2 separate regions of the Homo sapiens genome follow, and region 2 is linked to region 1. A link is an interaction called in ENCODE POLR2A ChIA-PET data of the cell type or tissue named here. Cell type or tissue: Caco-2. All regions are shown on one strand. Links, peaks and the distances in the headings refer to the core of each region. The heading gives the core; the rest is flanking DNA. Region 1 has its middle 4.5 kb from the start of ABHD11. Region 2 has its middle 22 kb from the start of CLDN3.

Region 1 (2,908 bases), core at 106-2,605:
TAGTCCCAGCTACTCGGGAGGTTGAGGCAGGAGAATGGTGTGAACCCAGGAGGCGGAGCTTGCAGTGAGCTGAGATCGCGCCACTGCACTCCAGCCTGGGGGACAGAGCGAGACTCTGCCTCATAAAATAATAATAAAAATAAATAAATAAATATATAAATAAATAAATAAATAAAATAAAGACACCAAAATGCAGACAGAGGAGACTGAGCTGTATCCTGCAGGCAAGTGGGGTAGAGGTTGCTGGGTGTCAAAATACACAGACTCTCTCACCATCCTCCATTCATTCCAAAAAGGAAGGTGTCCTCACCCTGCCACTTTAAGAATCACATCTGTAATCCCAGCACTTAGAGAGGCCGAGGCAGGAGGATCATTTGAGCCCAGGAGTTTGAGACCAGCCTGGGCAACAACAGCCAGACCCTGTCTCAATAAAAAAGAAAAAAGAAAGAATCTGTACATGTGATGAGACTGTTCCTGGGAGACACTGGGTCTTCCACAGAATCAGGAGGCAGAAAAAAATAGTTGACAACCAGTGGGGCACAGTGGCTCATGCCTGTAATCCCAGCACTTTGGGAGTCCGAGGCGGGTGGATCACCTGAGGTCAGGAGTTCGAGACCAGCCTGGCCAATACGGTGAAACCCTGTCTCTACTAAAAATACAAAAATAGCTGGGCGTGGTGGTGCGTGCCGGTAATCCCAGCTACTCTGAAGACTAAGGCAGGAGAATCGCTTGAACCTGGGAGGTGGAGGTTGCAGTGAGCCAAGATCGTGCCACTGCACTCCAGCCTGGGTGACAGAGCGAGACTCCATCTCAAAAAAAAAAATTGACAACTGTTACTGTCAGCAGGGCCTGTTGGAGGTTAGGGAGCAGAGGGAGCAATGACTGGAAGCAGGAGAATCTGTGGGGCTGGTGGGAATCTGTGGACAATCCGTGGGAAGGCTTGGTGGGCAGCAGGTGCGGGTGAGGCAGGGAGGTGGCAGAGAGAGCTTGTGGAGATGTTCTGGATACCAGAGCCCTGGCCTGATCCTGTACCGTCCCCACCTTCTCTGGATGACTGGGGCCAACCTAACCTGTTCCGAAGAAAATAAATACTCGGACATAATCCTTTGTTGTGAGATTAATTTGTTGTTTTGTTCACGGCTGCGTCTAGGAAGGTGCTTGGCGTGCAGTGAGAGGCTCTAATGGATCTGGGCTTGTTGAAGCAAGGCAGGAAGGAGCCAGTGTTCTCAAAGTGTTGGGTGAGTAGTAGGGGAGGCGCAGCCGGCAGCAGACCTGCAGGGATTACCATTCCCACATGGGAAAGGTTGCTGTGTGAGGATTAAACACAATAACGTATATGAAAATCCCGGCTGCTTAATACATCAACTCAGGTTCAAAATCTGGGAGGAGAGAAGCTGGGCTGATGTGGGGGTTGAGATGGGAGGAGGTTTCGAGCGGAGTCACATAGGGGCCCCCCAGGGACAGCCCCACGGGAAAGCTCCAGGGGTCTTTCGGGAAGCCCCGACTGGTGCCAGCACAGCTGACACTCCTGCCCCACCCGGCTGGCCAGCAGGAATTTGCCCCATGACCGCCCCTGGCAAGCTGCTGTCACCATGGCGACCGGCCACAAAACAAGCAGCCTGATTGTCCCTGCTCAGCGGGGCAGGTGAAACCCTGGCCACGTGACCGATACTGGGCCAGGTGCAGTTAAGGGACACCCGCCACCTCCCCTCCTTAACCCATTCAATGCCACCGCGCCACCTAGGCGCAGTGTCCCGGCCGCCTCAGGCCGCACCCCTTCGGCCCTTGGTCCCCACGGCCTGAAGGGTGGTGATGAAATACACGGAGCACTGCGTTAGGAGTCAGTGAAGGAAACAATCCGGGCTGTGCACTGGCTGAGTGACCTGGAGCTGGGTTACTTCGCCGTCCAAGCCTCTCTTTCCTCATCAGCAGAATAAGGACGGCACCCTCCCACTTCACAGGAAGCCTGGGAACACGGATGGGGCAGTGTACACTCGACCTCCAAAGAGCGATAGTCCATTTCACCTCCCACCTTCACCTCCACATGTCAGGGGCTCCGGAAGTCCTCCCCTCTGGCCTCCCCTAGAAGGAGGCCTTCGCCAACCAACAGCACGCTTCCTGGCCTGTTCCTAACAAGCTGAGAGGGCTGGGCAGCCCCCAGGATGACACCACCCCCAGATCCATTCCCAGGTAGCAACGACCCCTCCCCTGCCCCCACCACTTTCTCTGGAATGTTCAAGTGGAAACATCAAACCAACTGGTTTTTCTGCTTGCCTTCATCAGCCACCTGATCAGGGCTGGGGCCCAGGACTCTGAGTAAATATCTCAAGGCTGCTTCTGCCCCTAGATGTGGGGATCTTGGGCCAGGCTGAGATTACCTGGTGGAGGGTGGGGTGTATGGCAGGGATCAATTTGAAAGCACCTTTGAGGCCAGGCACAGTGGCTCATGCCTGTAATCCCAGCACTTTGGGAGGTCGAGGCAGGAGGATCACCTGAGGTCAGGAGTTTGAGATCAGCCTGCCCAACACGGTGAAACTCAGTCTCTACTAAAAATACAAAAATTAGCCGGGCATGGTGGCGCATACATGTAATCCCAGCTACTTGGGAGTCTGCAAAAGAGAATCGCTTGAACCCGGGAGGTAGAGGTTGCAGTGAGCTGAGATTGTCCCACTATACTCCAGCATAGGCAACAGAGAGACTCTCTCAAAACAAACAAACAAAAAAAAGCACCTTTGAAATACTATTGTTCTGAATCTTCAACCCCCACGCCCTTCACCCACCAACTCTAGAAAAACACCCACCAACTCTAGAAAAACACCCACCAACTCTAGAAAAACACTCTCCAAGGACCCCTCCCAGGCCTGGGACCAGCCCCCATACAGGGCTCAGATGTCCTCATCACTCCCCT
Region 2 (2,908 bases), core at 259-2,758, 49 kb before region 1:
GCAATGAGCCGAGATCACATCACTGCACTCCAGCCTGGGCGACAGAGCAAGACTCCATCTCACAACAACAAAAAAAAGAACTGACACTGTTTTGCTGCCAGTGGGCTCTGGCATCAGCCACAGTGAGAGGAAGCCCTGCGTGGCCTCCCCCGCTGCTACCATGGCCACTGTGGTCACAGCCCATAGAGCAGGCACTGGGCTGGCTGGGGAAGAAGGCAGCTGCTTGACACCCACAGGTCTGTTCAAGGAGTTTCTCTTTTCCATTGGAGCTCAGGGCGCACCCAGGCAAGGGAGCGTGGCCTTTGTCAGTGATAAGGCCGGAGCCAGAAACAGTTGAGTAACCTCTGATAGGGCCCTATCTTAAATCAACTTCTCTCTCCTTGGGCCTTGAAAGCTGCTTTGTTTAACTTTGTGCTGTTAGGATGAAGCATATGATAAGGCCTACACGTTTAAATAAACTTATAAGTCAACAGTGTCTATTACCCTGGGAAGGAGACTTAAGAGATTGATGAGAACATATGACCCCACAGAGCCTGGGGATGGAGGTCTTTTAGCCCCCTCTCACCTGCAGTACCCCTGTCCCTACCCCCACTCCAATCCAAACTGAGGTTCCCTTGGATTTCTTTCTTTTTTTGAAAAAAAAAAATGTTTTTGTAGAGTTGGGGTCTTGCTATGTTGCCCATGCTGGTCTCAAATTCCTGGTCTCAAACGATCCTCCTGCCTTGGCCTCCCAAAGTGCTGGGATTACAGGTGTGAGCCACCGTACCCAGCCAGGATTCCTTTCTTTTCCTTTTCTCATCTTCTTTTCTAGTAAGGGACCCAGAGCCAAAACACCAAACTGCAAAGGCCCAGCAAATGATCTCAAACCCAGATGGTTACAGGAACTGAACGGGTAACTGAAATGTGTACAATAAGCCAGGTAAAAGGCAATGGGTGTGACACTGTGACATGGTAAACAACATAGATTTGGTCTCTGCCCCCAGTTCTTGAGCCAGAGCTCCTAATACCCTCATTGATAGGGGTGCTGGGAGAATCTTTAGTTCTAATATTTGGTCTCTGCCCCCGCGGTTCCTGACACAGAAGTTCCTAAATCCCTGGGAATTTTCTGGGTGGTAGGATCATCTTTTGTTCTGATGAGGTGACTCTTGGTGGATTCCTGGATAGCCTCGGGATGGGGGCTGGTTGCCAAGGGAACCAACGCTGTGATTGGAGAGTTGGACCACTCAGCCCCACCCCTCAGCCTCTGGGGAGAGGAGAGGCTGAAGGCTGAGCTGATTGCCATTGGCCAGTGATGCAATCAATCATGCCTATGTAATGAAGCCTCCTAGCCCCCACCCCATTCCCACAAAGGACAGGGTTCTGGGAGTTTCTCGGTTGCAAAACCTGTGGAACTGCTTGGAGGATGGCATACCAGAAAGAGCAGGGAACCTCCTCACCCTGCCCACACTTCGCCATATGCACCTCTTCCATCTGGCTGTTCATCTTTCATCTCTATCCTTTGTAATACTCTTTTTTTTTTTGAAATGGAGTCTCACTCTGTTGCTCTGGCTGGAAAGCAGTGGGAGTGGCACGATCGTGGCTCACTGCAGCCTAAATCGCCTGGGCTCAAGCAATCCTCTTACCTCAGCCTCTCTGGTAGCTGAGACTACAGGTGTGTGCCACCATGCACTGGAATGGTGTGTTTTCTATTTGTAGAAAACAAATATTTTTTAATTTGTAGAGAGGAGGTCTGGCTATGTTGTCCAGGCTGGTCTCAAACTCCTTGGCTCAAGCGATCTTCCCAACTCAGCCTTCCAAAGTGCTGGGATTACAGGCACGAGCCACTGTGCCCGGTCTGTAATATCTCTTTTATAATAAATGGGTAAATGTAAGTAAAGTGTTTCCTTGAGTTCTGTGAGTCACTCTAACAAATTACTTGAAACCAAGGAGGGGGTCATGGGAACCCCAGATTTATGGGGGTCAGAAATACAGGTCACAACCTGGGATGTGCAAGTGTCACAGAAGTGGGCGTGGTCTTGTTACAGGAAAGGGGCCCCAGTCCAGAACCCAAGAGAGGGTTCTCGGATCTCACACAAGAAAGAATTCAGGGCAAGTCCGCAATGCAAAGTGAAAGCAAGTTGATTAAGAAAGTAAAGGAATAGGCCGGGCGCGGTGGCTCACGCGTGGAATCCCAGCACTTTGGGAGGCCGAGGCGGGCGAATCAGGAGGTCAGGGAATCCAGACCATCCTGGCTAACACAGTGAAACCCCCTCTCTACTAAAAATGCAAAAAATTAGCTGGGTGTGATGGCGGCCGCCTGTGGTCCCAGCTACTCGGGAGGCTGAGGCAGGAGAATGGCGTGAACCCTGGAGGAGGAGCTTGCAGTGAGCCGAGATTGCGCCACTGCACTCTAGCCTGGGCGACTGAGCAAGACTCTGCCTCAAAAAAAAAAAAAAAAGGAAAAAGAAAGTAAAGGAATAAAAGAATGGCTACTCCATAGACAGAGCAGCCCCAAGGGCTGCTGGTTGCCCATTTTTGTGGTTATTTTTTGATGATATGCTAAACAAGGGGTGGAATATTCATGCCTACCCCTTTTAGACCATATAGGGTAACTTCCTGACATTGCCATGGCATTTGTAAACTGTCATGGCGCTGATGGGAGCGTAGCAGTAAAGACGACCAGAGGTCACTCTCGTCACCATCTTGGTTTTGGCGAGTTTTAGCCAGCTCCTTCACTGCAACCTGTTTTATCAGCAAGATCTTTATGACCTGTATCTTGTGCTAACCTCCCATCTCATCTTGTGACATAGAATTCCTCTCTGGGAATGCTGCATGGTAGGTCTCAGCCTCATTTTACCCTGCTCCTGTTAAAGATGGAGCTCTGGTTCACACGCCTCCAACATTTTCCCCCTTCCCTTTTATAAGAGAA

What was found. ChIA-PET counts read pairs that join two places held together with the same protein. Peaks named below come from ENCODE experiments on the same cell type or tissue, not always from the same donor. Only the 100,000 strongest peaks of a DNase experiment are listed, where the experiment ranks them.
Region 2: POLR2A ChIA-PET joins it to region 1 with 13 read pairs; 9 of 35 experiments call an interaction of 5 or more read pairs at or near these places.

What each region holds. Positions count from the first base shown.
Region 1 is chr7:73,741,813-73,744,720 of GRCh38, reverse strand. No RefSeq gene overlaps it. Among named protein-coding and RNA genes, the nearest start is that of ABHD11, 4.5 kb to the right of the region's middle. RefSeq lists a silencer at 1,600-1,719 and enhancers at 1,514-2,047, 1,004-2,203, 2,048-2,582. In Caco-2, for the core only: no CTCF peak of the experiment used is centred there; DNase peaks (open chromatin) are centred at 1,630 and 2,220; H3K4me3 peaks cover 959 bases.
Region 2 is chr7:73,791,178-73,794,085 of GRCh38, reverse strand. No RefSeq gene overlaps it. Among named protein-coding and RNA genes, the nearest start is that of CLDN3, 22 kb to the right of the region's middle. In Caco-2, for the core only: no CTCF peak of the experiment used is centred there; DNase peaks (open chromatin) are centred at 285, 1,255 and 2,732.